2 separate regions of the Homo sapiens genome follow, and region 2 is linked to region 1. A link is a contact called in ENCODE Hi-C or POLR2A ChIA-PET data. All regions are on one chromosome and are shown on one strand. The core of a region is the stretch at or near the end of the contact, and the rest is flanking DNA. Distances in the headings are between cores, read along the strand shown.

Region 1 (4,492 bases), core at 744-3,243:
GACCAGGGAAGGCATGGGAAAGAGCAAGTTGGCAGTTCTCTCCTGTTTAATGTTACCTTGTAGTGCAATAAAAGGAGGGCTGTCTTTGGAACATAAAACACGGACTCTTGAGTTAATTGATAAATTGCTTCAATGCAAATCACAAGCCACCTGAAACAGATGGTAAACTGCTAAAATAAATTAGGTTCCACCAACCATTCCAATGGAACATTGTATGATATGGAAAGAAAAATACTTAACAAGACAGGAAGCATGAGTCAGGAATAAGTGGTGCGCAGTGTGAGTCATGCCTGTAAGATCAATAAAGAAGCTGGCTCTGCTCCTGACTGCATTACTTCTGAGCCTCCTACCCCTCCAGTCACCCAGTCTCAATGCTGCCCTATCACCCTCCTCACTCATTCTTTCACTCCAGATACTATGGGTCCCAGAATTCTGTTAATGCTTTGGTTCTCACATGGGTCCTTTTTTTTAATTTCCCACTGATACTATCCTAATGCTCTTAGAGAAATCTGTCTACCTCCAGACTTCATCCAACCCCCTTGACCCACCCAAGGCAGGGGGAGGGTGAGGGAAGAACAGTGAAGGGAGAAAAAGAACAGCTTTATAAGTCTGCCATCATGTTACTGGCTTGCAGTGGTCCCTCACTGCCTACTGGTTAAAACCCATCTCCTAAGTGGATACTCAAGGCCTCAACAACGCAGACCCAACCCACCTTTCCAAACACATCTTGTTACTGTCAACTTAAATTCTCTATCATCTCCTTTTTACAAATGAGACAATTTAGAAACAGAAACATTAAGCAGCATGCCCAGCCACAGCTGTCACACAGCTAGTGACAGAAGCGGCCACCCAGACTCCAGGGCACATTCTCCCCATTTCCATGTGGCTGCCTCTTACTGGGGTATAGTTTTTTGTCTTTCATATGCTAGATCATTTTGCAAGGGTGGTCCTGCTAAAATTAATAGAACTGCTTCTGCAATTTAAAAGTCATGAAAACTTTAGATCAAAATCACTTGTAAACTTTTTCCCTTTTTGGGAGGGGGATGGGGTCTCACTCTGTCACCCAGGCTGGAGTACAGTGGCACAGTCACAGCTCACTGCAGCCTCAACCTCTCCAGACTTAAGCAATCCTCCCACCTCAGCCCATCGAGTAGCTGGGACTACAAGACATACGCCAGCACATCTGGCTAATTTTTGTATTTTTCATAGAGACACAGTTTTGCCATGTTGCTCAGGTTTCTCTGGAACTTCTGGACCCCAGCGATCCACCTGCCTGTGCCTCCAAAAGTGCTGGGATTACAGGCATGAGCCACCACGCCCAGCCTGTAAACACTTTAACAGAGACAGCGATTAAGACTAAAGTGATGAAAGTGAGGTCTATGGGTAGAGCAATGTTCCACCAAAAATCAACTGTTCCCAAAGTGACTTCTAGATGTTTTGTTTCATTTGCTTTTTCACCCACACCACAACTTGAGCCAATATCCACATACTTCCTTGATAGAGCAATGTGGTTGTGGAACCTTTCCTTATCTGAAGTTCACACAGTACACAGCTATGAAACCTGGAACCACTGTCTGCATTGGTGAAATGAGGTCAGACTGACCCCTGAGGTTATCAAAACATAGATCTGAAAAGTCACTGGGAATATTCTTTTGTTTTACAAGTAATTCTAAGTAATTTAATCAAACAGGCCTGAACCATCTGGCTCTTTTACAACATGGTACTAGTTTTAATAGCTATCCATGTTTCTTTTCTTCCCCAAGTGAGAAAATGAGTCATCAACACAGTAAAATCTGAAGGTGATTTTATAACCGTTTGCAAGTCCACATGACATATATCTTTTACAAACAAGAAGTCATAGTTGTTTAAAATGAAGACAACCCTAAAGCAACACTTACATTATTAAACTAATCAAGTAATTTTACATTTTAAGAAACTGCATTACTTAACTATTTTAGAGTTTCCAAATTCATCAGCATAAGGCTTTTCTCTGTGTTGCTTGCCAAACTACACAGAAGGAAAAAAAAAAACCAAACTTGTATTTTCACGGAAAACAGTCTTTGCCAACCCTCCCACTAGCTCTAAGTTTGGCCAACAGTTTGACTGATAGTGTATGAGCCCTACCATCTGCTAACTAAGCAGCATTTCCTAACGGGTAAATGATACTAAGAAAAATGGTTGCAAAACAGAACCTGACTTGTTTTCATGAGTTGATGTAACTGAACCTAAAATGCAAGACTACAGTTTGTTATGTGTATTCTAAGAAAGTTCAAATTGTATCCCAATCCAAATTGCTGGTTTCAATTATTCCTTCAAAACATTAAACAGCCTGTATATAAAAAACCTCAATTTATTTAAAAAACTAACACTTCTAACCATTTTAAATAAGGTTCAGACCAAATTCACATCACATTTTTGTTTTCACACCTTTCCTTCTCAAGTCCCTGAGTTAGTGAACCAGATTAAATGCCATTTAAAAAGTATGATTTAAAAAATTAACTTTGCAAATCTATTATACATTAATAAGCATAACAAACCCAACCATTCAAGATATTAGTCTTAGAATAATTAACTTATATGTTTATATGCTATTATATAAATCTACTCTTATTACTTGTGCATTTTTAATGAACATTCTGCACATTATTTGGGGAAATTTTGAGGATATCTATAAAAATAATACTGGCTTTTTTTTCTGTCATATCAAGATTTAGTAACTTTAAAAAAGTTACCCTTGTTTTTTTAAGGACAGGACAACTAAACAGATGTATAATATTCTTAATTATTGCTTTTTGTCTCATGAAATATTAATATATATTCTATTTCTTTAGAATTCTCCAAGAGGAAAAAAAAAAGATATAGAGGCTATAAGCTTAGCCAAGGACACAGAAAAACCAGGTCCTGCCCTCAGTTTTGTAGTTGTCTGACTTTGGGGATGTGAAAAAAGTTATCTGAAAAGGAATTTCGAGAAGAGAGACTTTATTCCAGTGAACAGTTTCCAAACGGGGAAGACAAACCCTTCAGTGGAAACAAAAGATACATTAAAGAAAAAAGGAGGGTTTCGCTTTTATAGTTAAAATTCCCACCCAGCTTTCCACTCAGGTCCTCTTATGCAAATACAGAATTCAAACTGGCTTAGTTCTGATTGGTTGACACTTGCAGAGTTCTGATTGGTCAATGCTGCTGGCTTCTGATTGGTCAGTGCAGGCTACACTCTATTGGTTGGTTCAGGCCACGTGGACAGAAACTGTTAGCTATGACAACCCCAAAGTTAAGCAGATGTGTAGGTTTTCTGGGAACTCAGAGTATGTGTGTGAGCTCTAGTCAGCAAATGGCCACCTGACTCTATTTTAAATTTCAGCCCAGTTAGGTACTCAAAACTCATCTTGAGAGATTGGCTCTTTCAGATTCGCACATAAAATTTCTCAGATCCACAGCTGTCCCTCTTGTAAAAGGTAAAAGCTTAGCACAAACATCTCTAAGCTGTCTTCTAGCTTGATCATGCTATGGTTTGAGCACTCTGGTAGACTTTATAAATCTGGGCCCCAAAGGGCTCTACTTTATTTCCCATGAGCATGGGGGAAGCTGGGGTGAGAGAAGGCATTAAAAGCATAGTCAGCCAGGCACGGTGGCCCACGCCTGTAATCCCAGCACTTTGGGAGGCCAAGGCGGGCAGATCACGAGGTCAGGAGATCGAGACCATTATGGCTAACATGGTGAAACCCCATCTCTACTAAAAATACAAAAAATTAGCTGGGCGTGGTGGTGGGTGCCTGTAGTCCCAACTACTCGGGAGGCTGAGGCAGGAGAATGGCGTGAACTCGGGAGGCGGAGCTTGCAGTGAGCTGAGATCGCACCACTGCACTCCAGCCTGGATGACAGCGAGACTCCATCTCAAAAAAAAAAAAAAAAAAAAAAAAAATAGGCCGGGCACAGTGGCTCACGCCTGTAATCCCAGCACTTTGGGAGGCGGAGGCAGACGGATCACAAGGTCAAGAAATTGAGACCAACCTGGCCAACATGGTGAAACACTGTCTCTACTAAGAATACAAAAATTAGCCAGGCGTGGTGGTGTGCACCTGTAGTTCCAGCTACTTGGGAGTCTGAGGCAGGAGAATCGCTTGATCCCGGGACGTGGAGGTTGCAGTGAGCTGAGATGGCGCCACTGCACTCCAGCCTGGTGACAGAGCAAGACTCTGTCTAAATAAATAAATAAATAAATAAATAAATAAATAAAGGCATAGTCATAAACCATAACACCATACAGAAAGTAATCTTTAAAATGCAAAAACTGGCAATGATTTCTACTGTCCTGAGCAACATTCCCCAATTATTCTACACATTTCCCATATTCTGAAATGGTTTTCCCAAAGTGAACCTAAAACTTAGATTATTCCAAACTCTTTGCTATTAGTTTAGGGTTTGGTGGGAAAATGGGGGTGAGGTAGTTTTAAAGATCAAAGGCCAAGAGGGCTGAAATTGCTCAAGGTCA
Region 2 (4,492 bases), core at 645-3,144, 120 kb before region 1:
CAGAGCTAAGTGAAAGCAGTGTGGCTGAGGGAAAGGAAATGAGCAGAGCAGGGGCATGAGGTGGTCCTGGAGTGGTAGACAGGGGTTTCTTTAATTAACAGTAAATGTTCTTTCAAATTTTGGTCATAGCTGGGTGTAGTGGCACTTGCCTATAGTCCCAGCTACTCAGGAGGCTGAAGCAGGAGTATTGCTTCAGCCCAGGAGGTCGAGGCTGCAGTAAGTTTTGATGGTGCCACTGCATTCTAGCTTGGGGGACAGAGTGAGACCCTTTCTCTAAAAAAATTTTTCTTTCTTTAATTCTCATCTTTCTGTGATTTAATTTCTCAGTTTTATTAGACACTGTTGTTATTCCCATTACACTCCACACTTGACTACATCACCTGGTTCTCTTACAATCTTTTTGACCTTCTTTCTTTAGTCTCCTTCATGGATTCATCTTCTTCTTTCCACTCCTTAAACACTGATGTTCTGCTATGTTCTTCCTGGGAGTACATTTCTCCTCATGCCCCTATGCCCTCCTTGAGGATCTTGGCCACATTCACACCTCCATGAGAATGACTCCCCCATCTGCAGGTCCGGTAATCATTTCTCTCCCAATCCTTTGGCCTGAATATCCCACAGATTCTAACTCAATCTGATAAAACGAAAACCATCTTTCTCTCAAAACCTGTTATTTCTCCTATATTACCTATCTTTTTAGAGGTGGGACCTCCATCCTCCCAAAGCCAGATTTTAAAAAAAAAATTTTAATTTTTTTTTTTTAAGACAGGGTCTCACTTTGTCACCCAGGCTGGAGTGCAGTGGTACAATCTCGGCTCACTGCAGGCTTGACCTCCCGGGCTCAAGTGATCCTCCCACCTCAGCCCCCCAGGTAGCTGGGACTACATGCGCATGCCACCATGCCTGGCTAAATTTTTTTTTTCTGTATTTTTGTAGAGATGGGGTTGTGTCACGTTGGCCAAGCTGCTCTTGAACTCCTGAGCTCAAGTGATCTGCCCACCTCAGCCTCCCAAAATGCTAGGATTACAGGCGTAAGCCACCACACCTGGCCAATTTTTAATTTTTTTATTCCAAAGCCAGAACTTTTAAGTCAATTCTTATCCTCCCATCCCTCCACCGAGGTCCCCATTTTCCACAATAATCAATCACCAAGTTCTTTCGGTTTTAGCTACTAAACATTCTTTAATATGTCCTTTCCATGCTTGTTCTAGCCTCTGACCTAGTTCAAGAACTCCTCATCTCTTCCTTTAACTACTAAAATACCTCCTATTTCCCTCCCTGCCCCCAGTCCTTCTCCTTTTCAGTCTGTCCCCCAGAGAACAACTCAAATAATCTACCTAAAATGGAAGGCTGACTATGACTATGACTCCCCTACACATCACCCATTGGTTCAAGTCCAATCTCCTTGACACAGTATGACATTCCCTCCATGATATCTTTTTTATATAGTGTATTCTAGCAGGACTAAGCTACATCAAGTTCCTTGAACAAGGATACATTCACATGCTTCTGTGTTGGGCAGGCTGAATTAAGAGATCCTTTCCTCTCCTCACCTCTATCACTATGCCTGCCCCATCACATCTAAATTCCCCACACCCACCCTTCCAAATTGGGCTGCAGAAAATAGGTCTTACTCACATTTGTTAATCCTAGAGCCTAGCATTTTTTTCCTTCATTCAATGAGCAATTAATCTAGTGCCTACTACTTCCCAGGGTTCTGGGAAAACAACGTTTCAGTCTTCATGGATCTGATATTCTAGTGAGGGGACTCCAGGACCTACATAACAGGCGCTCAAGATCTTGTACTCATAATAAAAAATTCTGAAAATCAAGCAAATGAAAGAGTCTTTTTAAACCACTGTCTAAGCACACTGTCTGGGACACTGCCGTGACTCACTTTTCCTTTAAACAACAAATATGGCGGTGACTAAGGCAACTTAAGTAACAGACTGAACTGCCCTCACCATGGATCCTGTGGTCTTTAGCAAATGATAATCCAATTAACTAGCAGGAAATATTTTCCCACATACATGGAGATATAACCTCACATTCAAATAATCCTCTGGAGCAGGAAGGGAATGAATAATAGCCCATTTAAGTGAACATTTTGAAAAGCTGTAGAAGATTAAAGATTTCTAAAGATACCTTAAGATATTATCACATTAGTAAGCTATTTCTCCCACTTAGAAACCCTATCCTGTTTATATTAGAAGAGGCAAATTGACATATTTCCTCTTTCCCTAATATGTACTTGGTAGGTAACTTCCTAAACAACTTTTATTCATGGATGATACAATAAATGATTCACTATTTTCCACAAAAGGAATAACTGAGGAGAGTAAGATTATTATAAGAAACACAAATCTTGAAATAACTGTGTTCTCCTCTTTGCTTCCCCCATTTAAGTTAGCTCTCTCCAATAAACATCTTTCTGGATTTCTAAATGTCTGGATTTTTGCCTTTGCTGATCAACTTCTTCATGAGTTTTCATGATTTTTCAGAACACAGTGTCCCTTTAGCCTCTCCAACCCCAAAGAGCTCTTCTACTTTTGAGGTGTGAATTTCAATTAGTTTCCTGAGCAACATCTCTATAAAGCTGTCTTGCAAGTGAATCAAACTAAACATGTTCGTTTTCCCAACCTGCAGCAAACCTGCTCCCTGACTGTGTAAGGGACACAGCTCAGGAAGGCACACCATCCTTTATGCAGATGCTCAAGCCAAAAATCTGGTGCCATCCTTGATTCACTCCCTCTCTTCCTTATCCTCACATTCAGTTGAGCTCTATCTCATTGTTTCTTCTTCCTCAGTGTCTCCCAACTGTGCTGACTTTGCTACATGCTTACTGCCCTCTCCCTAACACAGGCGTTCATAACTTTTCACCTGGATGACTACTTGATAATTGGTCACTATGCATCTGTGATTCCCATATCTGTCTAGCAGATAGAAGTGAGCTTTTCGGAATATAAATCTGACCATGTTACTGTTCTAACTGACAATACTGAATGTCCTTCCACGGTCCAAAGAGCAGAGTTCAAATTCCTTAATGTGGCCTCTGGGCCCTCAGTGACCTGACCCCTGTCTACCTCTCAAACATCATCTCTCACCATACTTCTCGCCAATAAGCCATACCCAAATGTGTAGGTTTCTTGATATCTCACACTTTTAAACCTCCATGCCTTTGTGCAGGCTGCTTCTTTGGCTCACAGAACACCTTTCTTCTCTGGGAAAAGAATCTCTGAGCTAGGTTAGCTTTCCCCTCTCTGTTTTTCACACTCATCATACTTTGTAACCACTTGCCCTACTCCTGTCTTCCCACTAGAATGTAAGTACTAGGAAGAGGAATCATGTCTGTTTTGTTCATTCCAGTATTCTCAGCACTGAGCACAATGTAGTCAGAGTAAATACTTGTTAACTAAATGTGTAGTGTGATTCTAACTGAAAATTCACCATTAAGAATTGAGAATGAACATAATTATTAGAAAACATGGGAAATTTTCTCCCAAATGGCACAACTGGTCACATTTGATCTTTGGTGGGTATCTGTAACATTCCAGAGTTTAAATCCTGAATGTTACGTCTGTAGTCAAATTTGCACTTACTCAGACCTATAATCAATCAGGCTGGTGTTTAGCTGCCCAAGTTGACATCCGGGCTGACTCATTTTAACTTCACTGTTTGAGGTTAGCTTCCTCAGCTGTTGTAGCACTGTAATTGTCAATCATTTGCCTTTTAGTTCAGAGTTTAACTGACTTGGAGGAAGAAAACAACAGAAGACTTATTTTTTTCAATCTTTTAGCAGAAAACAATTAGTATACTTCCCCATAGATATCCATTTACAATTCTCTTAAATTACATATATGCTTCAGAAGAAAATAAAAACAGAGACTAGAACTCGAGGCCATACTCCTAAGTTTTTTGTTTTTTGTTTTCTTGAGACAGGATCTTACTCTGTTGCCCAGGTTTCCCAGGCTGGAGTACAGTGGTACAATCACAGCTCACTGCAGCCTCAACCTTCTGGGCTCAAGCCATACTCCCACCTGTCAGCCTCCTGAGTAGCTGGGTCTATAGGTGCACATCACCACACCCGGCTAATTTTTGTATGTTTTGTAGAGATGGGGTTTCATCATGTTACCCAGGCTGGTCTCAAATTCTTGGGCTCAAGTGACCCGCCTGCCTCAGTCTCCCAAAGTGCTGGGATTACAGGCATGAGCCATCGTGCCTGGCCTATATTCCTAAGTTTTTAACTTGTCCTCTGTAGATAAAATTTTAATATACAGTCTTTAAAAATAAAACCTGAGCTTTCCTCAAATGCTAAAAACTAAATAAAGCATTTTAACCTTTACTCCATTCAGTCAACAAATATTCCCCCAGGCACTTCAGCCTTGTGGTAAGTGCTGTGGGGGAATTATATTTTGATGTGTTTTATAATGTGCTTTGATTCTCTACTTCTTGTCACTCTGTGACCCTTCAGACAACAGCTGGCGATTCTGCT

What was found. A loop is a pair of places that touch in the nucleus more often than their neighbours do. ChIA-PET counts read pairs that join two places held with the same protein, here RNA polymerase II (POLR2A). Pooled maps may share reads with other maps.
Region 2: a map of endothelial cell of umbilical vein shows a loop between it and region 1 (6-fold over the local background). The contact joins two enhancer-like sites. A Hi-C loop is called at or near these places in 7 of 168 maps with a recorded cell type or tissue (Calu3, PC-3, PC-9 and 4 more) and 7 of 50 pooled maps. POLR2A ChIA-PET finds 5 or more read pairs at or near these places in 2 of 52 experiments (activated naive CD4-positive, alpha-beta T cell and endothelial cell of umbilical vein).

The regions. Positions count from the first base shown.
Region 1 is chr7:102,991,583-102,996,074 of GRCh38, forward strand. The region is part of intron 7 of FBXL13 (F-box and leucine rich repeat protein 13); the gene reads right to left. Among named protein-coding and RNA genes, the nearest start is that of NFE4, 20 kb to the left of the region's middle. RefSeq lists enhancers at 1-1,133, 160-454. Within about 2 kb of position 1,994, at least 10 of the 41 ENCODE cell types and tissues checked have a DNase peak (open chromatin) inside an H3K27ac peak, as active enhancers do; they include ascending aorta and endothelial cell of umbilical vein, where a contact is called at or near this core.
Region 2 is chr7:102,870,642-102,875,133 of GRCh38, forward strand. The region is part of intron 17 of FBXL13 (F-box and leucine rich repeat protein 13); the gene reads right to left. Among named protein-coding and RNA genes, the nearest start is that of LRRC17, 40 kb to the right of the region's middle. Within about 2 kb of position 1,895, at least 4 of the 41 ENCODE cell types and tissues checked have a DNase peak (open chromatin) inside an H3K27ac peak, as active enhancers do; they include ascending aorta and endothelial cell of umbilical vein, where a contact is called at or near this core.